Regions from separate parts of the Mus musculus genome. Here all the other regions are linked to region 1. A link is a loop called in an ENCODE intact Hi-C map of the cell type or tissue named here. Cell type or tissue: left cerebral cortex. All regions are shown on one strand. Region 1 holds the start of Nkx2-9 (NK2 homeobox 9). Region 2 overlaps Gm15524 (a long non-coding RNA gene). Region 3 has its middle 4.4 kb from the start of Foxa1. Region 4 has its middle 9.5 kb from the start of Foxa1. Region 5 holds the start of Gm46352 (a long non-coding RNA gene).

Region 1 (5,000 bases):
ATGGCAGGATCAGACACTTGCTCTGGGGAGGGAGACCCTGTGGAGAGGGAGCCCCTGACTATCTTCACAGCTGTTGGCAGAAAAGACTTGGATTCAGCTTTTGAGCCACAGAGGAAATGAGCACTTTTCTATTTGATCATAGGTATGGACAGAAGAGCATAGATGTCAACCCGAGTCTCTAAAATGAAACCTTGAGATGTGGATGCATTTTTCTCTTTCCATGGGGTCTTTTATTTCTGAAGAAAGGACTTTCTGGCCAATGACAAAAGAATATAAAAGACTAACAGTTTGTATATCATGCCTGCTGGTGCCACTGTCCCCTTCCTGTCCAGAGCACAGTTGGCTCACTGGGTCCATCCTGCTGTGACTCAAATTTGGCTCACCATTTAGGACCATGATGAATCTGGATGTGAGTACACTTTCCCCTCACCCTTGTTAAATCAGCCTCCCTACAGACCCCATCCCTTTTTTCTTCAGATTTCACATTTATAGACCCTTCCCACTCCACAGGGTCCAAGATCTGCTGAATAGGTCTCTTCTAAACTTTCTCCCATTCATGCAGGAAGAGCATGGAAGAGCCAAGCTCACAGCCAGCTACAAATCCCAACCCAGGCCTTCCTTAGAAATCCCTTCCTCTTTTTCTTTCACATCTGCTCGGCCAAATCTAACAGAGAAGCTCCTACAGGTCCCAGTATATGTCTTACAATGTTGGGGCTCCCTCCCTACCAATCATTTGTTAGAAAGGGGTTTTATGATACAAATTTGATAATCTCCCATGCACATTGGCACTATTCTAATTGAAGTTGTAAGCCCATAAAATTCAAGCCCTTTGTCTTCCTGAAGGCCACAAGGTTTAAAAAGATACTATTGTCCTGCCTAACACCCACTACATTGTCTCCAGGGACTGATTAAACAGAGTTCTGAATTGAAACAGTGAGGATTTTGTCTAGGTCCTTTTTAGGCCTGACAATGCCTTTTTCAGTATCCAGCACAAAAGGAGGTTTAAGGATGGAGATTCTTCTGAGATAGCCACATCCATATGGAAGACAAGGTGACAGGCAGCTGAGACCCAAATGTACCATCCACACACCCCCATTCCAGGTGACAACCTTGATGCCTTCTCCTCCTCCTCTTCCTCCTCCTCCTCTTCTTCTTTGGACAAGAAATCGAGGACCTTTACCAAGCCTAATGCTTTCTCTTCAGACCTCATCAGGGGCCTTGTCCCTGTTCCTGGACCAACTGGACACCTCTCTCCTCTCCTCTTTCTGAAATGGGTTTCCAGAGATAAGGTCACAGCTTCAGAGACAGCGACTGCCTGCCCTGGATTTCCTCCCTCACTATATACCCAGGAAAAGAACAGGGGCAAACCAAGGCCTGGAATGGAAAGGAGATCATTCCGTGTGTGCACTGCTGACTGGACTCTTACTAGCCGATCGCACCCCAGCATAGCAATCCTAGCATTACCCTCTTTCCCTAGGGTAGCCTGGAAACAGTGCCCTGGGCAGGTCATTCTGTGGCCCTTTTTATTTCTTCAATGCCCTCCCTCTCCAGTCCCACCACTGCCGGGTAGAGGAGGCAGGAAACAGCACATTGAAGCGCTCATGGCATTAACTGTATGTTCCAAGTTCCTTGCTTCCAAGCTCCTCAATCCTCAAGTCCTGGAAACAGCCTTGAGTCAGGACCCTGCTCGAGGGGCAGGATAAGCTTTCAGTCTTGGAGCCAGAGACTAAAGAATCTCCAGCTTCACTCTGCAGAGCTACCCAGATCGCCTCCGTTGCCTCTCCTACTCCCTTTCCTCCCAAAGTCTTGTTGGGACTTTATTCTGACCTACAGTATAAACCGGGGATGGGTCTCAGTGTAAATGGTCTTTCCACCTCCAGCCAAGGGAAACCAGTTTCCATCCCTTTAGTGGTAGGAGCGCCAGCGACCCAACCCTCCACAGTATAATCTAGCGCAACAAGTCAAGGGGAAAACACTCTATTTCTTTTTTAAAAATAAGTTGCTTCATACAAGTCGCTATTTTAAAATATACAAATAATGCTCAAGAAATAAAATCTTGCTCTGGGACTGGCGCCCGGGCAACCATTCCGAGTCTTGGAGACAGTCCCTTGTGTGTGTGTGTGTGTGTGTGTGTGTGTGTGTGTGTGTGTGTGTGTGTGTGTTTGCCGGTTAGGGCAATCCAGGGACCCAGGACTCAAGAAGGGCTCCTGCAAGGGTCACCTCCTGACTTTGGTGTGGCTGTAGCTCTACTGCGGCGGACCAAACAGCAATGTCCCAAGTCTAGGGTGGCTTTAGGCACTCCGCAGCAGCCTCACCAGTTCCAGGAGACCAGAGCTGGTGGTGCTAAGTGCTGGTAGGCTGGGAAGAGGCCAAGCGCCGAGCCCGGTCCGAAGGCGGTGTAGCCTGGCACCGGACACGCAGTGGCCAGGCGTGCGCTGCACTTGTCCTGGGGCACCGCAGAGGTCCCCTCACCTCTGCCGTTGTTGCTCGGTGGCCGGTCGTGAACCAGCACGGGTACCACTACGCGGCGCAGCAGGCCGGGAGCGGCGTGCAGATCAGATGATGCTGCCATATCCGAAGGCTCTGTGATCCCAGGCGCTCGCCCTCGCTTCAGCTTGTAGCGGTGGTTCTGGAACCAGATCTTGACCTGCGTGGGCGTGAGGCGCAGGAGTCGAGCCAGCTGTTCCCGCTCCGGCGCCGACAGGTAGCGCTGCTGCCGAAAGCGCCGCTCCAACTCCAAGGTCTGGGCCTTGGAGAACAGCACCCGCCGCTTCCTCCTCTTCTCCGGGTCGGAGCCGGGGGACTCCCGCCTGAGCGAAGCCAGCTGCGACGAGTCTGCAGGGCTTGTCTCCAGGCCGCTCTCGTCCGAGGCTGGGAACCACAAAGCAAAGCAGACGTCGCCTGGTGAGAGGCCAGCCTCTACGGGTGTCTGGGACCTGTCTCCCACCCTCGTCTCCACCTGGAGTCCCAATTCTCTTGCTCCGGGCTTTGCGACCCATTTGCTTTGCTGTATTCACTTCTGGGTACCCACGTTCCCTACTCTTACCTCAACCATACTACAAGAGTAATCGGCAGACCTGAGATGATGCCCCAGAGAAACCCACCCTGGGGTCCTCTTAAAGGAATCGCAACAGTAACTGAGCTGGCAGACTAGTTTCCCACAAGCTGAGTCACCCATACCGGCCACCTCTGATTTGAAGTTTGCAAAGCCCTGGGACACAAAAGGAAGGTTTCAAATCTTTAAATATCCCGGTCTTTTCGGATCGCCAGACACCAAAACCACTACCTTCCTCAGCAGTCCAGGACCAAGATCTACTCTCAGGATGTGTGGACTCAGACGCACCACCTGTCTGTTTGAGGACCACAGAGCTTCGCGCTTGCTCTAGGGTCGAAGGAACCTGATTCTGGGTTGGGAATCTCCACTCTCCATCCCTGACCCCAGAGGCTTGGCTGGGTCCCTCCTCCGCACTCCCCACCCCCGGCCGCAGTCCTGGCTCACTCACACAGGTAGTGGCTGCACTCCGACTCCAGCCAGGCAGCAGTCTGTGGAACGCACGTCTGTTGCTCGCGCCTCACCCTAGGCTTCGCATCCTGTTCAGGTAAATTCAGGAGGCTGCGCACCGTGAAGCCGAGGCGTCCAGAGGTGGCCATGGCCGAGGAGGGGAAGAAGGTGGGGGGCAGGGTAGGCTAGGGACCCAGGGACAGCTGGGGACGCCGCTCCTAAGGATGGAAGTGCGAGGCGCTCGCCATGCGCTGGCCTTGAGACGCCAGCACCTTTGCGGGAGGAATCCCTATTTATATTAACAGCCCTTGCTACTCGGAGGGCTTTGAAAACCGCAGTCGGGGTGTCCAGGGTTTTAAGTACCTGAATGAGTGCTGGAGCGAAGCCGGGGCAAGTCCGGAAGGTGCCATCTCCGCCCCCCCTTCCCCCGCCTCCCGCTCCGCCCCGCCCGGCACCCGCCCCCTCTGCAAGACTACCTCCCAGAGGTCGCAGGAAGCTGGCCTGGTATTAGCGATTGTCTGATTAGACCAAAGTGGGGACAGATAATGGGGATTGTTACCAGTGAATAACATCTTGGGTGGCGAACAGTGACCATGGTCCTCCCAACTGAGCCCCAGCTTCCTTCTCCTCTCAGGCTGACGTGGGGCCTGGGCTGGGTGGTAGAGCTGGGGAGGGTGGAGCGACTTTATTATTCCTTGTTTGTTTTTCCCCGGAGCTTCCCTGCTGGAATGGTAGTTTCTCATAATTATTTGGAAAGTGATTTATAACTACGTTAAACTGGCGCACTTTTTTTTTTTTTTTGGTAGCATTCCTTAGATATCAGAGGATGGCCTGGTCTTTCCAGATGTCTAGGGCACAGATTTTGCAGGAGCCTACATACACACACACACACACACACACACACACACACACACACTCACCACACACAGTCTGAAAGGTCTGGAAGCCTGTGGGAGAGCTTGGGACCTGTGTCTGTCTCCTCAGGCCAACAAAACAGCCAACATCCAGGTCCCGAAATGTCCATCCTGGTCTGGCATCTATGGACCCTGAGTCTGGGACTCTGGCTGAGCTCCTCCATTCGAGGACCCAAGGGAGGTAGCAGATTTTAGGGTGGCCTACCAAAGCTTCCTTGGTATTGTCACTAGGGCTTCGTCCCTGCCCTTCATCTCCCAAGTCGGTGCCAGTTAGCAGCATAGGAAGGGACAGTGAGCGGTCTGCATTACTCACTGCTCACAGTGTAGCAGACCACACCACAGCTGCCCCGTCTGACATAGAATGGGCGGATAGGCAGAATTAGCAACAGGCCTGCCCAAAAGAAATGTGCCTGGCAGGAGATGTCTCCCAGATCCTCTAGTCACCAAGGGAACACAGATAAAATGATCCACGTGGAAGGCGGGTGAAGGAGGTAGGAGAGGGCAGAATCCGGCAGCAGCAGGCACATTCTGTTGGCCTTTCTAGTCTTCCTCTGGCTCCAGTCTAGCGCTAGAGTGCGGTCTCA
Region 2 (5,000 bases), 77 kb after region 1:
AAAAACTGCTAAGGGAATTTGTGTTGTCAGCTCGCCAGAACATCAGATTCACACCTCTGGTCCTGCAAAAGGTGCTAGGGGGCTTTAAAACAGTCCTGTGTAGCTATGACCTTGGCTTTCTAGCCCACTAAATAGTGGCTCACCCTTTACCTATTGCTTGGGGCTGTTGTCTCAACCCTGCAGGAAATAGAACCCTTCTTTCCCCAGCCCTCCAGATCTACCCAGAGAGCCTGCCCAGATTGGCAATACTGGCACAGCTGTAATATATGCAGGGCACTGGTTCAGAATTTTGGGTCCCCAGCCACCACAACCCTACCCCCTCTCAACCATTTTATTTCTAGGCTGGATAGAGAGAAGCAACAGAATCCAAACAACAGCACTTCAATACCCCAAAACCTCCTGTAAGACAGACTTTAATAAGACTTCGTACCAAAAGTAAAGAACTATGAGAATTGTTCCTGTTGTTTAACACCCTCGGATATTTTCCTAAACTCTCCCTCAAGAAATCTCTCTCTTACTTTTTGTGTTCTGGGCCCACCCTTCTCACTTAAGAGTTTTCCATTTGTTTGTTTGGGTTTTTTTTTTTTTTTTTTTGGTTTTTTGTTTGTTTGTTTGGTTGGTTTGGTTTTTAAATTTAAATGTTTTGTCATATGCTACCTGACTAAGATGTGCTCTTAAACATCTGTGTATCTCTTTAAAACTGCACAGGCAGTCTTATTAGATGTGTTTATTGTTTCATTATATAAATAATATTCGTTAAAATATTTTTGTGTCTGTGCAAAGAGCAAAAGTCAACATTATTGTTTGGTTTTCAACTAAAATAGAATTTAGGCAAGCTGGGCTCTTAGTAGAAGGGTTCTTGCCCAGCATGTATGAGGCCCTGGGTTCAGTCCTCAGCTCTGCAAGAGACTAAAAAGATGTGAGCTAATACACACTAGCTTACAGCATTTTGTTATTGAAAGGTAAATCATGTAATGTCCGCAATCCACTTCAACCGGGAACCTTAAAAGCTAATGCACCTGGTGTCGAAATTCGTTTACTCTGAAATTGTATGATACTGTAGTGTATAATCTTAGTTTATTAAAGACGAATTAGATGTGTGGAGGGGTGTTTTGTGTGTTTTCCCTAGCTTTGGTTTTCTATTGAAAACTGCTTGGTGTGTGTGTTCCTCAGCGATTTCCCCAGAGATCCCGTTTTTTTCAGTAGTAGAGGGATGGGTTTACCATCTCCCATTCGCTCAGACGCCACTCACAGAGCCTCTAGCAAGAAAGTGGGGAGGTGGGCTCCTTAGCAGGGACTGCTTGGCTGAAATTTTTTAGATAGGCTTTGGCAGAAGTAAGAAGGAAAGGTTTTCTCTGGTCTCAGAAGGGAGTTTCTTGGGGCAGATAATCTGCAATAGAAGGTCCTACCTGCTCCTGTCCAATCTCCAATGAGAGTCAAGGGCAGGCAGCAAGAAGAAGCACTGCTTGTTGGCACCTGGCTGGAGACCGATGCAGGTGGGTCGACCGCTGTTAAGCTGCTTGAAGCCTGCAGGGCTCCGTTGACCCATGCCAAAATGCGGGCTGAGACATCCTAGTCTGGACTGGAAATTCAGTTGAAAATACCTGTTTGAAATGTCCTCAATCTAGTCAACTGGGAAGTGACTTCGCTCATCTCCCATTTAGGGGCGACAACAGAAGGAATTCGCCTGTGGTCCACAGCCAAAGCAAGTCTCCCAATCCAGGAAAAATCGCTTTCTCTTCACTTGATTGCCACGTCTCCCAGAGCCCACTAAAGTCATTTTGTCATTATGTTTTAAACATGAAATAGTTCATCTCTACGCTGTCTTCAGGGTAATGCAAGGAGGGGATGACTTGAAATGGATTCTCCATGCATCTCCAGGAAAGGAAGGCGGTGGTAGCAGGGACTCCGCAGAGAAAGCAGCTAACTTTATCTAACACGGGCACTTTCAGGTCACTCGGGCCCACTAGCTGTGCTAATAATCAGTCCTAATTGTATTGTTTCAGGGCATCTCCCGATTTTGTTCCCACTATAGTGCTCCGGTGACCCACGGAGAAACACACAACAGATGCCAGTACAGATCCCCAGAAAAGTGAATATTTTCTGTGCTTTGGTTGACATGTTAACATGTCATCCCGTGGACAGGTCATGCCAGTCGCAAAATAAATTGAGCCGCAGAACAAAATTTCTTCTGGTCCTGCCTTGGCCCTCTTTTTGCTATGAGGCTGGGCACCGTTGGAAGATGCGTGGTCCCCCTTCTGGCTGCACTCTGCGTTCTTGCCCCTGGCTCACAAGTCCTAGGGAGGGTCAGAGCAAACAGCTGGAATTCAAGCGCGCTTTCTGGCTCTCTTCTGGTCAACCCTGACCTATTCAGCTGGCATTCTGTCCATAGTGAGGAGTCCCAGGAAGCAGGTCCTCTTTGACAGGCTCTGGGGTTTGGCTTAGGGGAGGTTGTCTTTCCTAAGATGTGGAGGGGGTAGGGAGTGTTTACTCCCATTGTAGACACCTGCAGTGCGGAGTCTTCTTCTTTTCTGGGGCCTTTAGTAATGAGCTATTCCCGGAGAGTGGGAAACCGGAAAGAGCGAGGGTAGTGGGAGCCTAGCTGGGCTTCACACTTTCCTCTTGTTTCATATGTAATGCGGCCTTCTTTAAATGTCTTAGGTGTTCACATTTGATCTACACGCGTGTTTTATCGTTGTAAAGGCCACTGCCACTTTGGAAGGCTATCATGTTTGACTTCGTGGCCTCTCACTAAATAGTGGGATGAGCCAGCAAAGAACCAGCCCACCATTCTCTTCCCTTCCTTTAGAGGAACTTCTTTTCAGTTTTTAGCTTTCCCAGCCCATAGAGGAAGGAAAATCCATGACCCTGAGTGCCCCCCACCCCCACCCCAGGGCGGTGAAAGATCCTGCAAAGTAGGGTGTGGGAGGGAGATAGGTGTTTCCAGTAACGTGAAAAGATCGGTGCTTGGGTTTAACGCGATGGCGCGTGACGAAGCGCGGTGCGCGACTTAGAATTCAGCACAATGTTAAGGTGAATTGAAGCCTTCGATTTGCAAACGCCCTTCCCAGACTTGTCGGAGCTGGAGTCAATCCGGCGCCTGTAGGTGGCGCTGCGATGAGGTGCCGGGGTGAAGGGAACTCTGGCTGAAGTCTGAAAGACATTAAAGGGGGAAAAAAAAACCTGAAGAAAATTTCCACAACTCCCTTTCTGCCTCTCCACCTCGGCCTGCTACTTTTATTTCGGGGGAATAGCGGAGATAATACCGCGGGACTCTGAGCTCTATTAGGGGAGAGAGCACAGAGACCGCTGGACAGAGAGATTCTACCTCACTGTCCAGTGTCTCGTGCAAAGAAAACATCCTGTCACCAGCTGTCCGGAGGGAACGTGCAATGATTTACTCCTAGGTCGTCGCATCAACGAATATGCTAGTGACTGACCTGACCGCTTCTTGTGGGCTGACCTTCAAATGCCATAAATGAACCTTCAAATGCCATAAATGAACCTTCAAATGTCATAAATCGTGTCTAAAGCCCTAGGTCAACAGTTCGTGCCCATCCAAAGCTTGGCTAGTCTAGGGCTGCCGACTGGCCCTAGTAAGTGCTCTTCGATCCCGTAGCCTGTGAGCAGCCCCGGACCCCGACTGTCCGATAACCCTGCATAGAGCATAACCTGACCACAGTAACCCGCACTCAATTCCCGGCCTTCACAATTGCTGTCCTGAAATCAGAATTAGAGGCGCAGCCTGGTTCTCCTTTATCTTTTCCAGGCAGCTTTAGGCTAATAGGGTCTTTCCAGGAGTCTGCCTCATTGAGCTAGCACAACAAACGCCCATGGGGAAGCTCACAAACCACTGTACTAAAGGGCCCCGCAGTTTTGCTTCCCCTCTCCCCACGTCCCGCCCCCCAGCTGCAGCTCTCAAAGTCGAGTGGAAGCGTAAGGTCATTCATTGAAAGACCAAGGCCAGCTTCCTCGCCATCATACATTCACTACTAAAATTGCAACCCTGGCAAAAGCGAGGTCTCCTCTGGACAATTACAGGGTCAACGGGGCCTTCCCCGACCCCCAAACTCCTCCTAGTCGCCTTCTCTCAGTAGAGACCTGATTCATGCTCGCAATTGCTGTCCCTCAGCCAGGAGTATTGCTCCTTGAACAAAAATACATTCTCATTCTCTCTCTATCTCTGTCTCTCTCTCTGTCTGTCTCTGTCTCTGTCTCTGTCTCTGTCTGTCTCTCTCTCTCTAATAAACAAACGCAATCATACCATAGGAGGCTCAAAGCCATCCTTCTAAAAGCAATTCCACTGTTGAAAACTGAAAAATGGGTGTAATTTGCGTTCAGAAAGTGATGTTAGGGTCACGGCAATTTCCCGGGCCGTTATTTATTTTTACTTTAAAGTCTTTAGGGAAGATTTGCTTATAGACTCGGATACAGTATGAGAACCCCGGCAACCCCGCTCGCCTTCAAAGCGGGAGGGGGCCTGAAGGTGGAGAACAATTACTGAGTGACGCTAATATGGGGAAACTGAAAAGAAATGTCGATTGTTTTTATTGTAACAGAAGGAGTGAGCAAACAGAAAAACCAACCCCGGCTGATCGGAAACAGGCAGGCGGAGAATGAAAAGTGGGTTTCAGGCCGCAACAGGCCCCTCCCTCCCCTGGCCTGGGAAGGAGCGAGCCGGGCTAAGCGCTCGCTGGACTCCAGCACTGGCATCTCGCGACCGTCCAGCCCCTGCTCTCCGGGGACGTCTTCCCAGCTCTCGCCCACCCTCCCGCAGCCTCACCTGCCGCAGAGGAGGAAGCCTTCTCGGTATGCGAGGTTCCTCCATCTGGCGGAAGGCTGAACAGCCAGTAAGCAACGCTTCGGTAGTCAGTGGGCTCCAATTGAAGTCCCCTGAAGCTTCTGGCTGCGCGGGTTCGTCCACAGCGTCGTCGTCGCCAGCGAGCCAAGGGCAACAGGTCAGTGTGAGCGCCCCTCTCGCGCTACCCTATCCTTCCCTG
Region 3 (5,000 bases), 940 kb after region 1:
TGTAAATGTACCTGTGGATATATGTCAGAAACTAATTCTTTTTGCAAAGTTCCCACCGACAGCAGGATCTCCGTTTCATTTGTAAAACGCGGGGATGCGTGGCTTCCTCAGTCTGGTCCTGGGGACTTCCAGCAGGGCCGAGAAGCTTCCTTGTTCCTGCATGGTTGATTGTCTGATGTCCTCTTGGCTTTTCTACAGCAGCAGCTAGCATGACTTGGACGGTTCCTGTGGGTAGTAACAACTTAGCAATATATATATATATATAGTGTATAACAAGTTGATGACTTTTGGGGGGCCCTGTCATGTGGAAGGAGTTAATTAAAATATCACACGTCCTTTCAGCCCGGTTTCCAAATCTACTTTGCCCCCCTTTCAAGTCTACTTAAAAGGCGAAGGGGGCCATTCATAGCGTGAGACCACATTGAAGTTTCTCAAAAGCATCGTCAAAATCCGAGAGTGGTGTTACAGAATGGACTCTGCTCCCTTTAAAGCCTTGATCCGGGTGTTCTTGGGTTTGTGGCAACAACACAGCGCCTCCTGCACGTACGTTCCCGCAATGCCGGCGGGCTAGACTGGATTGAACCGGGGAAGGTGCCAGGCAGCAGGGGCTTTGACTCAGAGTGGACTGAAGCCACGAAGTAGGAAAAGCAGTACTTCAGTTACTTCTTTGCATTTAGTGAAGGCCTTTGTGGACACCTAACAAATTCTGTTGGTGAAGTTGTTTAGTGCACCAAGAGACCAGGTTCCCCCAGATTAAAAAGTGAAACAGTGGGGTCATTTCCTTCTAAGTCTTCGACTTGGCAACCGCACCTCCCCCCAACCCGCGTGGCGGCGGGAGGGAGGGGAAGCGAAGGGCTGTTGCCTTCACTTTCTGCTTAGTTGGTACCCAGATAAGGAGTCCAAGCATCCTAAACCTTGTTGTATCTAACATCTTTCCACCAGTAGGCCCCTATGACATAGAAGACAGGGCAATTATACCTGCCTTCAACTTGGGGGCGGCGGCGGGGGGTGGTGGTGGACTGAGAGAACGCAAGAGAAGGGAACCACGCCACGTGGTCTCTTCTGTGATGCCCATACCGAACTTGCCCAGGATCAGGATTGTCGGCCATAGCCTAGGTCGCCCCAGGTAGCCTAAAGGCTAAAGTATATCCAGGAAGCCAAGGGCAGTCGGGAAGGCGGTCTGCTCTGGTATGCCAGTCGGTTTCAACAGAGGAAGCAGCTCTGTCATGCCTGGAAGCTGATCCAGCTATGGCCTTCAAAGCTATCTGCTCAATGCCCCACCAGTAGCACAAGGTCCCTTGACTGACTCTTCTGCCTTAGCCTACCCTTCCCAGAGTGACCTGGGAATCCCGCAGGTTATCACGGGACAGAAGGACGCAAGGGATGTGGCATGAAAGGAGGACAAAAAAAATCCCCATAGGATCCTGAGACCAGCTGGTGCCTCTTGTGATGCTAGTGACCTTCGCTGTGTTGCTGAACTAAGACAGGGCGTAGGGCTTCGAGCCTGGACCACCCCTGCCCGGCCCCCGTAGTACCCGCTGGAGTCTCTAGAGCGCTCCCTCCCTGGATCTCCCTAGTGTGCCCCCTTTCCTCGCTGACTCTACCTCCCATCTCCCCAGGGTTGTGGCCAGGTCAAGGCCGCTGTGGCCCCAGGCATGCTCGGTGCTGGGTGGTCGGAGTTCCTCCCCTGGGCCCCACCCTCTCACCAGATAAGAAGCTTAAATCCTCCTCCTGCGGGGGGGGGGGGATTAGACTCAAAGCAACTAAGTTAACTGGGTTCAAAGCCAATTCAGACTCAGACCCGCTGAAGGCTGCACCCAGAGACCTGCACTGGAAGCGTCCCCTTGCACTTGCTGTGCGGCGCCCTGAGGGTTCGAGGTGGGCAAGGCTGGGGAGGTAGCTTGGGTGCCTTCCCAGGGTGAAGCCAGCTCTGGTTACCCCTGGCCCGGCGGCCCTAACCAGCGAGTGCCACTACTACCCAAACAAGACTGATATCAATTCAGGGCAAGCATTCGGGTTCCTGCTCTTTCGCTGCTCCTTCTTTTCCCATCTTCACACGATCCTTTTACTCTTTCTTCTGCCATTAAATCTTCGTGAAGGAATCAGTTCACGGCCTGCAAGAAGTCCAGTCTCCAGTAGGTGAGAGCCCTGGGGCCACCTGATAGGCCAAATCATCTACTGTTCTGAGCCCGCACACCTGTTCAGGTGTGCCTTTGCGCTACACATATTCGCATTTAGGGCTTTCGGTTATTTTGTTTAAAACGAACAAAAACAGGCATTGAGTTTGTCGTTCTCTCGCTCCTTGAGCTGTCGCCAGGTTTCAGAAAGTCCGGGGGAGTCCGTGATCCAGGCTTGTCCGTCCGCAGCCGGATGTCTAAGCCGGAGCTGCTCCCCACCTGGCCTCGCCCCGCGGGCGACAAAACCGTCAGTCTGGCCGCGAGAGAGCTTCACCTTGCCAAGATCAACTCACATTTTCATGTATTCAAATGAGAAATGTTGGGAAGAACTACTTGCCTCTGGGCAATCCACAGCCTTGGAAGGAAAAGTTAAGTCTCCCATCTTCCCTAGAGAAAAATTACTTGCATCCCTGCAGGAGCGCTCACTGTTCCTCTCCGGCACCTCCCGACCCCAGGCCGCATCTGGATCCCCGTGGTCCTCTTGAGACGCTTGTCCTGAAAGTTAGCTACTGCTTCCATCGGCTGAGCTAGTTGGAAGATTTGCTCAGCCGGTCCCTATTTCCTAAACTAGCCCCTCAAGGGCGGGGATAGGTCGGGCTCACTGGCCTTACTTACTGTTTCCTCTAATTAAAACACAAGAGGGTTCTGAAGGAAGATGGAAAATGATCGTTTCACATAAAGAGCTGGAAAATAAAGGGCCAGGGTGGCAGATATCCTACTGTGTACCACAGACTGTGTACCACAGGGCTTTGAGATCCCTGGCGTTTTCCAACTGCTGCCCTAGTGTGTGGTCCGGACTTCATCCTTCACAGGACAACAGTCCAGTCCACGCTAAGGGGAACCAGCCACGGAAGCTGAGGTCTCCGAAAAGTCAACGAATTTCACCTTTTGCTTCCAGGGTTGCAGCTTAAATGTAATCCTTCCCTAAGGGCAGAAAGTAGCCAAATCTTTAGCTTCCTAAAGCCACCCACCCCCTCCAATCCACAGGAGTGCCGCACTTTCTACACACCCAGCAGCAGCGTTCCCACATCCTTAGGTGGTTTAGCTTGGCTTATTCAAATGTGATTATCCTCACATTTACATAGTTCTATATAACTGATGATTTCGAAACAATCAACTAAACCATACCATTCATTTACAAAGACAATAAAAGCATTTCATTTTCCCACTGTATTCATGTCCTGTCAACCCCCTCTAATTTTGAGAGTGAGTAACAGACACAAGTAGGAGGTTTTTTTTTTTCTTTGTCCAAAAATATTGATTGGTGGGCAATTTGGGCTTGCTGCTTCTCCTGTTTCCAGTAGCTATCCTGGAGTATACTGGGGCTGTTTATCGTGGTGACACAGTTATTTGGACTTTTGGTGTTTTGTTTTGTCTTTTGTCTAATGGGTTACAGAGCAAGGCCTAGCTCATCTTGCTTTTTTGGTTCAGTTTGTTTTTGAAGAGGCAGAGTTGTCATTGGAGCCATTGGCTTAGGTGGGCAGGGACTTCCAGTATTTTCTGGAATGGTGTGATTCAGGCTCCATGGTGTTCCTGACTCAGAATAAGGAAATGTTTGCCCACTGTTGGACATTATAAGTGGCAGCAAGCCCAAAGCAGCTCCCCAGAGTGAGAACTTAGGCTTTCCCCAACTAACAGTGCATTAGGCTTTAGTTCCATGTCTTGCTACAGGGACCTACCTGCTCTGTCCTTAACATCCCATACAACAAATTGTCCTCACCCTATCCTTTCTTGTTTGTTTCCCCTTATGGTCACAAGTAGCTCCCAGAATTTCCTCTGAGGAGAGCCTGGAGCAGAACTGACTAGCCCTGAGATTGGCCTGGCTGGTTTCAGGCAGGGGGAGATTCCTGAATTTGGAAAAGGAATTCAGAATGGTCAGAGGGAAAAAAGCCTCAGACCCCCAGCTTTGAGCCTCTTGAACCTGGGTCTCAAACTGATGGCTATCAGGTAATATCAAAACAAAATGTTCTCCTTCTCTAGCTCCCTGAAAATGGATAGAATCATAGTGGATATAGGTTGGTCGATGTACCGGCCCGAACAAATATTTCACTTTCCCTCGCTGTGAAAAGGCAGTGGCAACAGCATATATCAATAGAAGATATTGATTAAAAGTTAACCCCATCAATTTTCCATCAAGCACAAACGTTTTACTCAGAACAGTACAGGAAAATGTCGGGGTTTAAATAATGTGTTTAAACTGGCAAATAAATAAATAAAGGGAAGAGATTTCTGAGGTTGAGGTTACACAGGGTACAGAGCTTGCTTGCTGGGCCTCACCCTGCACTGGCTGGTGCTGGGGGCTCTAAGGCTGCCTAACAGAGGTTGCTTGGTGACAGTCACCTTCAGGATCTTCCTTGGTTCCCTTTTCTCGGTGGGCCTTGGTAGAGGGAGCAGGCATTATCAGACATTGGCCTCCACACTCCCTCCACCCTTAGAGTACAAAGTATTGTGTTCTATCCATCTTCCCTGAGTCCTGTAATGACTTTTCTTAAAGAAACACCACTCACCAACCAGAGAGTCCTCAACTTAATTTTTCCTCACCAAATTTTATTTGCCATGCAAATAGGCATCGGGAAGTCGTTATGAGAGTGCACAGCTCCATCACCTCTTCTGAGGGTTCTCCCACTCCATGGACACATCTGGTGTTCTGTGTCCTCTAGAGGTGTCTGTGCTGCTCAATCAAGAAAGAGCTGCTTGAAGCTTGGGTAGGGCCAGACTCACTATATACTGATAGGTCTCGCAGGTCTGATGTAAACTTGTTTTCCTGCAAATGTTTTTGAAGATGCAATCAATTTGCAGGTTGTACTCAGCTTATCCAACTCC
Region 4 (5,000 bases), 920 kb after region 1:
GGGTACTGGCCTGAAGATGCAAGGGTCTCCTGGATACGCCTCAATAAAGCTGTGGTTTGCTTGAAGATTGGGGTAACCATGATTAATTAGTGAGAAACGACTCATCTGCACCACGGAGTATTGTTGCTTAAAACAAACAGAAGCACATTATATCCTGTTTTTAAAATTATTCTTTATCTAGCAGAACTAAAAAAAAAACGTCAGTGCATTCTTTCCCCAACTGAGAGACCGGGCTCCTGTTGGAAGCTTAGTCATGACCACAACACCAAACTAACCAGAGATGTAGGTATCTTTGACAAGGTTTCAGATAGTCTCTCTGTCTCTCTCTTTCACACACACACACACACACACACACACACACACACACACACACACACACACACACGGCCAACGAATTGATAGTGCCTGTTTTAACTTTCATGCACTAGAAAAACAGAAAAGCAAAGCAATGTTGGAGAGTGCTGACTGGGCAGGGACCCCAGGAGAACCTCGTAGCAATGGGCACCTGCACTGGATTGTGGGCATCGTTCCAGGGAGGCAGTAGCCGCAGAGGACTTCTGCAGCCTGCTGCAGGGGGTGGGGGGGAGTTATAGTGTTCAGCCACCCGCCCAGGCTCCATGGTGTCCTTTTCTGGATACCTAGCATGAAAGCCAATGGGGAGCTCCTCAGCTGGGGGCTGGGAGGGATGGCTGCTTACTCTGCGCTTGGGGGGGGGGGGGGGGTAAGGGGGGTGGAGCAGCACCACCAGGACAGAGGGGGCCGGTAGCTAGGGCCCTTGGGCGGCCTCCTGCCCGGCGCGCCCCGGAGGCTGGAGGCCGCGGTGGAGCAGAGTAAACACGGCACTGCGGGGCTCGCCCCACCCCTGCCCGCTCCGGGTCGTCGAAGAGCCCGCGACCCCGCCCTGGGGTGCCCCAGGCTGGACTGGCGAGCTGAGGCCGCACCCTGGTGCGGGTCCCTTGGAGCAAGCCTGGCTGTCCCACCCCGTCTGGCTGGTCCCCTTGCACAGGCTAGAGCCCTGCTTTGCTCTTTTCGTTGGCCAAGCACAATTGTGTTATTGGAGATAATGAATTCAATCCCCATCAAAGGGCATTAGGCTTGCCCGGGCCCTGGAGTTGCTGGTGCCTTTTTTTTTTTTTTTCCCTAGAAATGAAAGGCTGAGGAGGAGAAGAAAAAAAAAAAATCTCTGGGGGAGCCTTTCCCCTGATCGCTGCTTTTGAAGTGAAGGGGCCCGGGCATTGTTGTTCACCTCGTGGCCCATAAGGCTGAAGAAAGCCCGGGCTTTTGATGGGCTGAGAACCGCCTCGGCAATGAGCACTACGGGCCAGGCCGCAGTTCTGCGGGCAGCATATGTCTCAGGGCACCCGGAACCCGTCTGGCGCGCAGGACCGTGGGCCTCCTCCTCCCAGAGGAGCTGGGACTGGACCCAAGGCCAGCACCCAGAGGCGGGAACCCTGGGGTCTGCCCAGGGCTGAGATCCAATTTGATGCCCCCCCACGGATTTGGTGGAGTGGCGCAGGGGGTCCCTTAGAGTAAGCCTTTAGGAGCCAGAACCGCCCTTCCTTCTGGAAAGTAGAGGCCTTGGTGAGGGCCACAGATCCAGCTGATCGGAACCATTCTTTCCGCACCCTAGACCCCAACACAGTTGGCTGAATCCGACTGCAAAGGTGTGCACCTCAAAAAAGGGACCTCTAAGGGTTTTCCACGGGGAGTGACGGACACTGGACCCCAGGAGCGTGCAATTTTCTCACACAGCCAGGAGGGCACTGGCTCACTTTTTAAAAAACAAAAACAAAAAAACAAAAAAAGCAAAAAAAAAAAAAAAAAAAACTTCTTGAAGGCATTTATTTTCATTGCCCCAATGCGAACTGACCCCACCTGGATCCATCCTCTCACCCTTCCAGCCCCCCACCCCCTCCTCTGAACTCTTCGGTCCCAGGCTTGGCCACAGAAACCTTAGGGCTCCTGTCAGGGCCCTCCCTACCTCGGACCTCCTCCCTCTGCCCGAAGGATCCGGGTTATCCGCCCCATTAATATATTAGCCAGGCATAACACAAAGGAAGCGCGTGTCGGCAGAAGGCCTTGTGACTCCAGGGAGAGGCCAGGAAACCTGGACAATGCCCTGCCCACTTCACCGCACCTTGCAGACCCAGTCAGTGTATCCGCCTCCACCTGAAAAATGGTCATAACTGGGCGTCTAGGCGTGAAGCTCAAAGCTCCTAGGTGGAACCCAAAGCTAGACAAATGTCCCACCAAAAACGTTCCAGCCGCCTAGTTAGTGCAGAGAAAACCGGTGTTGGGGAGCACAGAAGATACAAGACACTGATTTCCTCCCTCCTGCGTAAAGGACCCTTAAAATTACATCCATAAACGAAACAAACCTCCACAGAGACCCTTACAGTCTTCTCATTCAATCGACGTTTTAAAAATAGCTTCTCGATGTCAGAGAAAGGGGAAAAGAAGAAGAAAAGGAGAATCTGAGGCGGTGATTGGACAAGCAATAGGGGAACAAACTTCAGAGGAAACGGGAAGAACCCCAGACTTCTACTTTCTTTGATTATTCCCAATTTCCAGGCAATGCTTTGGAGTGGAGGGGAGAATTTCCAGGTGGTTTCTCTTAGGTTCAAGGGCTTCAGGGCCCCCCTATGTGTAATCCTTAAGAGGAGTTTGGGAAGGTAGAAGGCGACTTTATGAGTAGAACTTTGAATCCTGTTTCCCCGGGTGCCCCAGGTCAGGTTCTGTGTCGGATTTCAACAGACTAGCATCTCACCTGGATTCTAAAGCCCGGAACACAGCCCTTTCCTCCCCAGATTTTAAGGGATGATACCCTGCCTCGAAATTCCAAGTCCACTGCAGTTTTAGCGCACTCCAAAGTATCCTGAGGTAGCATTTCTAAGCCTCCGCTCGCGGGGCTGCAGAGCTGTGTGATCGTAGCTATAGCAATTGGAGAGCTAGAGAGAAATAGAGGCAAGAAAGTCAGTAAAAGTGAGTGACTTCTCCCTAGGTCAGGTTTTAAAATGTTTGGAATGAAAATGTGTTTTACAGGTGACAACTGAACTTCTTAGGTATTCTCCAGTCCCACACTGCTGGAGGAAAGGGGGCGGGGGTGAGGCTTGTAAACCCAGCTGTGCAAAGTTCAATGAATGGAGCTGGCCTGGGAGGGAAAAAGAGAAATACCAATGGCATCATTATGTCCCAAAGTTAACTATTTGGAAGGTAGAGGAGACTTAAAGAAGTCTATGTTAGATGTATTTGGACAGCTAACTACTAACCTTAGGTAGAACTAATGTGGCTACTTTTTAAAATGTCTTCTCTATGCGGTGGATTGATTCGAATGACGTTCTGAGCTCTGCTATGCTATTTTGCCCTTACATTCTTAGTCTCCTGGGACTCTCTTGAGGTGTAATTACACTTTCAATTTGGGTAAATTTTATACCTAAATTTCAACATAATTTGATTACCTATTTAGGTCAGGGTGGCTTGTAATAATCTCTTCTTGCGCTCAATTATCTTGAACCAAGGGGCATTTTCTAACTGCATTTGGTTGTAAAACACATCCACAATTCAAGCAAATAGTTAATTTTCAAGACAATTTTTAAAAGTTTATTAAATACATACTACATAATTTAAGCAATTTTATTTTCAATGAGGTTTTTTCCCTCTTGACATATTGAAGTGTCACATTAAAATACATTATAGCTAAATGTTCTATGATATTACTGCTAAATCAACAGAAAGCCAATTGATCTTGGGGAAAGGTTAATTAATTTGGGCTACAGGTCTCCTACTTTCGTCTGTAATGAAAAGAATTTCTATTGATCAAGGCAGGTTTTTTTGTAAAGAAACTTAATAAGCATTTTTCCTGGAACTAAGATCAATATTTTAAATGCCAAAACAACAGAATTTCCTAATTTTATCATTCTTGGAATTCTCTCCTGTCGTGGTTCATTCAAAACGGTTAAACTCGAGAAAAAAAAAATGTTTAACAGTTTCAGTAAAATCCGCCTTCTGAAAAAAGAAAGCAGAAGTTAAGAACTTCACTAGCATATGCTTATTTTCATCGCTTATTATTTCCCATCCGTCTTTCTGAAGTGTGGGAGGCCACTAAGGGACAATAGAAATTGGATTTTATCTTTGAGATTTGAAGGTGATCTCGGCCGATCTCACAGAAACCGGGCTGAGCTGCCTTCTGCTTGGGAACACTTCGGAGTTTTTAGTTGCGCTAAATAGAATTTCCTTATCTTGGGCTCTTTTTTGTTTTGTTTTGTTTTCAATCAAGGTTTAAAAGGGTTTCAGAGCTGAGCTTCTAAACACAAGGTGAAAGTCATTATTGAGGCTCCCCTCCCAGGAAGGCGCTGCACTCACTACCCAAAGGCCTTTCGGTGCTACTGTTTACTCCGTGGCGTGGCGGATCCCACGGCCCCTGGAGCTTTCCACTTGGGTCAGTTGGAAGCCTTTTCCCTCCTCGCTGCCCCCGCTTCCGGCCCCTCCCCCATCCCGAGCAAAATTCAAAAAAAAAAAAAAAAAAAACCACCCTCAGCTCTGGCCATTTACTGAGCCCTGGGCGCCCACTTTCTGGAGGATGAAGCAACAGTGAAGAAAACAGGACCCGGGGTCTAAAACGGGGTGAGGGCGGAGGACGCCCTGGTCGTTCGCAGGCGGTGCTCTCGGGAGGGTCCCTGCGCGCCGCTGGAAGCACAGATGTTTTCTTCCTGGCCCGGACGCGGCGCCCTGGCCGGGCGATCCGGCGTTTGTGTGTCAGGGTTTCCGAGGAAGGGATTACGCAGCGGGAGCGACTCGGCCAGGCAGGCCGCGGGGTGGGCTTGAAACCCGGCGCCCGGTCTCCTTTGTTGACTTTTAGGTCTGTAGCTCAACAGAAGATTTATTCGCTAGGAGGGGAAAATGCCCAAACAATGAAGAACTAACTGCATTTGTCACCTCGGGATGCTTGCGCGGTCCGCTCTACCCCTTCTGCCCCGGCAACCATCTGTCCGGGGCCCCCA
Region 5 (5,000 bases), 93 kb after region 1:
GCAAAGATGCCCGATTGCCAGGAATCAGAACTGCATGCACATTTCAGCCATATGTGTACCTACTTAACATGTTTGAAAATTAGTTTTGAATGTCTGAATTTATCTTACACATATGAGCCTTGTAGCTCATATGGGACTCCCGTTCAGAACTCGTTGTTGACTAGGAGAGAATATTTCTTTATCTTGGATTATTCAACCACATTTGTAAGTAAGGAAGTACACTGAGAAAAGGAAATCCTTAGCCTCGTCTGACTGTGAAGGAAACGTTGTCTACTTGTTCTTTCTATGTAGTCAAATGAAAGCACAAAAATCTGACTTAAAGTGATCAAGTGGATAAAAGTGAGATGGACAGCCATAGGTGTTGAGCTATATCTGTTCTTTTCCATGAAATTTGGTAAAATTAATAATTGATTTTATTCACCCAGTTCATAAATAAATGCATAGTTTATGAAAAGTTTAGTCTATATTGGCTTGTTTCCTCAGAACAAACACATACCGCTTACCTGGTAGGTAGGTTACAGGAACATGAATGGTAGAGTTACAAATTCCCAGTATCTTCATTTTGGGGTTGAATATGTTAATAGAGACAGCAAAGTTATTATAACATTAGTTAGCAATTGAGATGTTAGAATAGAGAACAGTCTATAAATACTTGCACTAAAAATGTTCTGAATTAAGCAACTGGTGACAAGAGCTTAATTTAAAAATGGAGTTTAACCTAAAATCTTATAAAGTATTCATTTGTGCATTATGATGATACATTTGAATCATCTTGAACATGATTTCCTCTTGGAGAATTGAAAAATATTGTTTGATAATTAAAAAACAAATAAATCCAAAAAATTTAAAACTCATTTTTCAGAACATGCTAACTTCATGAAGATAAAAAAGAAGCTGTTTGGAATTTTCTTCACACCAAACAAAGTTAACCTTTGATAAATTATTTTATAACTTTATAGAGAATGAACTTTATAGTCAAATGCTAGCGGTCTTTGAAATTTGTCATACTTATGAAAAAGATGGTCCGATTTTTAATTAACTTTCAACCAGTAGTACTTTTAAACAAACTTGATAATAATTATATATCAACAAAGTGTGTCATGTGAGATAGCCAAAAAAAAAAAAAAAAAAAAAAAAAACCCTGAGAGTTCAAAAGACCTGAAGCTCAATGTCACTAGATGAAAGGATTGTAAATGTTCTTTTTATTATCTTACAATGTCTGCGGTGACTGACATTTTAAATGACTTGATCATTGTGCAATGTAAACCTATATAAAAGCATCGCACTGTACCCGGTGCACATAACTTTTGCTGTATGTCAAGAGAATACAAAATATAATTAAACAAATCAATGTAAGGCTATATCAATTTTAATAATATTTTAGACATAAAATTTAGGAAAAAATAGGTATTACATTTCTTATAACCTAGAGACATTTGGGCCTAGGTAAAAAGTCATTCTCTTAGATGAATGTTGAGCCCTGGTTCTCACTGTCACTGAATTTTACCAGGCTTGTTTTATTAGGGTCATTACAAAATAAAGAAGGGAAAAATTGCAGTTTGAAAGACAATCTCAGAGAAATAATTCCTCAAAAATACCTGCTCATTTTCAGATGCAATTTTGTGTTTTGTTTATGAAATTGATGTTGTAAATATATGTGAGGCACAATTGTTTTTATGGCCAAATATATTTTATCATAAAGCCGGGGCAAACTCATGTCATCAGCAAGCAAAGAACACATGGGTTTGACGAGTGGCTGACAGACAGACTGTGAGCAGAGAACTGGCACTGGGCTGGTATTTGCATTTTCTTCAAGAGAGAAAATGTTGAGTGGACAATTTCCAGAATTTGAAAAATAGTCTTTAACTTCTAATTTCCAGACAGTTGCCATATCAGTTTCTTCTTCTTTGTCTTTTTCTTCTTCTTCCTCCTCCCCCCCCCCTCCTTTTCATACTCACAAGTGTTTGGGTACGTATACATTTCCATCTTCTTAGAGTTGGAGGAATACATGGAACAAGTATAAATCAAACAGTGAAGGGCTGGTTGGAACTCTTATTTACTTTTGCCAACAGCTTTATTCATTTGGCTTGCTTGAAGTAAATACTTGTCTTGTGATAGGGTGGTGGTGATAAACTCTTTATTTTGTTCTTAAAACAAGAGAATCATATCTTTTCCATTCACAAGTCTTTGGTAAGTCATTTATAAAATGTCTCTCCTGTGTCCCCTTGTGTGAGCCTACAGGATGTTTGAGGCAGGTCTCTGTCTGCTAGTACAGCCGTGTGATCACTTAACACAAGCTGTATTACACCTTCAGTAGCACAAGCTATATTACATGTATTACACCTTCAGTAGCACAAGCTATATTACATGTATTACACCTTCAGTAGCACAAGCTATATTACATGTATTATACCTTCAGCCTTTTCCTTGATTTCTTCCAGTGCTCATGAGATAAGACCTGTCCTTTCCTGAGACAACTCAACATAGAAAACTTATTTTCCTCTGGGACACGCAATTTATCTGTTTCACTTTGTATTAATAAATCTCATTTCCAAAGTTAAGTGGAGGGTAGCTGGCTGTGGGGCGGGTATTACAGACTTCTTTCAGAGGAAAGAATTCTTACTGCTTTCTAGGAAGGTCTATGTGAAAAGGAGGTTGATGGGTTGAAGTCTTATTTATGAAATATTTAGGCAAAGTCATTTTCAAAAATGAGATTTCTATCGCATTCCTATTGCAGGATTTCATGTGGAAAATTTGTTTATTTTTCTCCTGGGATTCCATATGTTGGTTGATTTATAAATCATATTTACAATCCAATTAAACAGTGTAATTTAACATGTTTGCTCCTGCTATATTTATGGTGTACATTTGGGAACCTAACTAGCTTTTTAGATTAATTACATGCCTTCACTGGAAACATTGAGCAGATTTGGGGAGTTCATGTTTAAGTTTGCTCCTTCCCAGGAAAGCATAAACAAACACCAACTCTACCTGTGCTTGTTTTCCTTTGCTGTGGAAAATGTTACCCTTCCGGGGATTTCTTTATAAAGAACGATCACTTTACCCAGTAGAGACTTATTACTTTTGTTAATGTCATGGTTCAAAATTAATAGTGAGAAAATTGGTATTTATTGAGATACTGGAGTAAATGGACAGTCAAGCTGGCGGGAGGGTGGGGGCATTTGGAAGCACATTTGTGTTTTCTTGCTTATTCCCCCAACCATTTCCCCCAGATTTTGAAACCTGAATACCCCCCCCCCCCGCCCCCCGCGCGCCCCATTGTCCCAGCCAAGTCAGACGTGAGTTACTCTTCTAAGGTTGAGGGTTGCTTTATCCTTTCTCTTCCTTCATGTGACCACTGTGCGCCCCTCCCCCCCTCACTTCACGAATGAGATGAAGCTGTCTATCTGAACTTGTTGCTCTCTCTTGGGTCTTTCTGGAACACAGAGGGAATTGAGCTACTAAATCAGTAAATATGGTGGTATTTTGAGAACCTTGAAATATTCACTATTACTACACATAAGAACACGAAGTTAACTTTAGTATTTTAGGTATGAGAACTTGGGTAGATATAGAAATTCATAGGATATTATTATATTTGATAAATGAATAAATTTATGGAGCAAATATGAAAGTAGGCCCACATATGTGGGCCCAGGTAAGCAGACTACAGACAGAACAACAGAACAGCTTATGGCACACCACAAAAGAGGCTATAAGCAGTAAACTATGCTCCCTGCACCCACCAATAGGTGGGCAGTGATAGAAAATAAAATTCGACAACAGATATTTTCTGCTAGATAGATCATTAATATGCCACGCATATTAAATCTTTTAGCACTAGGCACCAAATGTAAAGTTTTCTATTATATAAAAACTAATTTACTATTTTCCTCCCGTGTGGAAGATTGAACCTGGGCTATATGCATACTAAGCTATAGCTATTGAGCTGTACTACCAGGCCTTAGTATTCTTATTTTGTTTATCTGGGTGCACATTGGTACTAGTAGTATTAAATATTAATTAGTGTTAGACAGGGCTCAAACACAGCTGTGGATACCTTTCCATAATTCTACTTGGATGATTACATTCCAAACTAATTTTTAACACAATTTTTGAGGGAATAAAATAATAAAATAGTGAATAAAAGCAATAAGAGCAAAAATTTCTATGTCATGTTAGACTACACCCCACTTGCCCCTGTAATTTGATGGCCACCAAGATTTTCATTCTCCAAGAACTCTAAAGTAAGTTCCTTTGAGACATGATTAGTTAATCTTAAAAAGGGGACACAAAGATTTTTTTTCTCCTGAAAAATAAAACAATCTAATAAAGAGAATTGAGTTCCAGAAGAGGGAAGAATTGCTCTAATAGTGCTGTTGCTTGAGTATAAGTTTCATCTCCTTCTGACTGTCTAGAAGAAGCACCATGGCAGACTAGAGAAGGCACTATAGAATCAGACAAGAATGACAAACTTTACATATATGGCTATCAACTGTCTAACTCTCCTTGTAAAGAAGAAAGAATTTCAGTTTTATTGAACAATGACACGAAGTCATTTCTTTTTAATTGTTTTGCGCTTTACCTAAAAGGACATCATTTGGGGGGGGGGTGGAAATATATTTTAATGCCATCTTGTTATAGTAGTATATACCTGTGGTCTCTGGTTTGAGGGTTACAGGGAATGATTTTAGCCCAGCCTTGGTACTCAGTGAGACCCTGTTTAAAAACAAAAACAAAAGCTGGGCATAACAGTGTATATGCTTTTAACTCTAGTACTTGATAGGCAGGAGGCAGGAGGCAGGAGGCAGGAGGCAGGAGGCAGGAGGCAGGAGGCAGGAGGCAGGAGGCAGGAGGCAGGAGGCAGGAGGCAGGAGGCAGGAGGCAGGAGGCAGGAGGCAGGAGGCAGGAGGCAGGAGGCAGGAGGCAGGAGGCAGGAGGCAGGAGGCAGGAGGCAGGAGGGAGGCAGAGGCAGGCAGGATCTCTATGATTTGAGGCCA

Evidence for each region. Peaks named below come from ENCODE experiments on the same cell type or tissue, not always from the same donor. Only the 100,000 strongest peaks of a DNase experiment are listed, where the experiment ranks them.
Region 2: a loop joins it to region 1, with 2.3 times the contacts of the local background. A loop is called at or near these places in 7 of 42 quality-filtered maps.
Region 3: it touches region 1 in a loop (4-fold over the local background); 7 of 42 quality-filtered maps call a loop at or near these places.
Region 4: a loop joins it to region 1, with 4 times the contacts of the local background. A loop is called at or near these places in 7 of 42 quality-filtered maps.
Region 5: it touches region 1 in a loop (2.1-fold over the local background); 6 of 42 quality-filtered maps call a loop at or near these places.

Annotation. Positions count from the first base shown.
Region 1 is chr12:56,609,409-56,614,408 of GRCm38, forward strand. Nkx2-9 (NK2 homeobox 9) reads right to left here and starts at 3,876. Exons shown (of 2, transcript NM_008701.2): 1 at 3,504-3,876; 2 at 1,985-2,871. The coding sequence starts at 3,651. The coding sequence ends at 2,312. The region is part of intron 3 of Gm26973 (a long non-coding RNA gene); the gene reads left to right. In left cerebral cortex, no CTCF peak of the experiment used is centred here; DNase peaks (open chromatin) are centred at 2,619 and 2,935; H3K4me3 peaks cover 377 bases.
Region 2 is chr12:56,686,822-56,691,821 of GRCm38, forward strand. Gm15524 (a long non-coding RNA gene) reads right to left here. Exons shown (of 3, transcript XR_003950120.1): 2 at 4,784-4,902; 3 at 1-3,153. It also overlaps a transcript of Pax9 not described here. Among named protein-coding and RNA genes, the nearest start is that of Gm15524, 5.4 kb to the right of the region's middle. In left cerebral cortex, a CTCF peak has its summit at 3,104 (motif pointing right); a DNase peak (open chromatin) is centred at 1,523.
Region 3 is chr12:57,548,002-57,553,001 of GRCm38, forward strand. It overlaps a transcript of Foxa1 not described here and a transcript of Ttc6 not described here. Among named protein-coding and RNA genes, the nearest start is that of Foxa1, 4.4 kb to the left of the region's middle. In left cerebral cortex, no CTCF peak of the experiment used is centred here; DNase peaks (open chromatin) are centred at 555 and 2,588.
Region 4 is chr12:57,534,103-57,539,102 of GRCm38, forward strand. No RefSeq gene overlaps it. Among named protein-coding and RNA genes, the nearest start is that of Foxa1, 9.5 kb to the right of the region's middle. In left cerebral cortex, no CTCF peak of the experiment used is centred here; DNase peaks (open chromatin) are centred at 2,365, 4,188 and 4,930.
Region 5 is chr12:56,702,642-56,707,641 of GRCm38, forward strand. The region is part of intron 3 of Pax9 (paired box 9); the gene reads left to right. Gm46352 (a long non-coding RNA gene) reads right to left here and starts at 3,228. Exons shown (of 2, transcript XR_001780619.1): 1 at 2,344-3,228; 2 at 1,186-2,308. In left cerebral cortex, no CTCF peak of the experiment used is centred here; no DNase peak of the experiment used is centred here.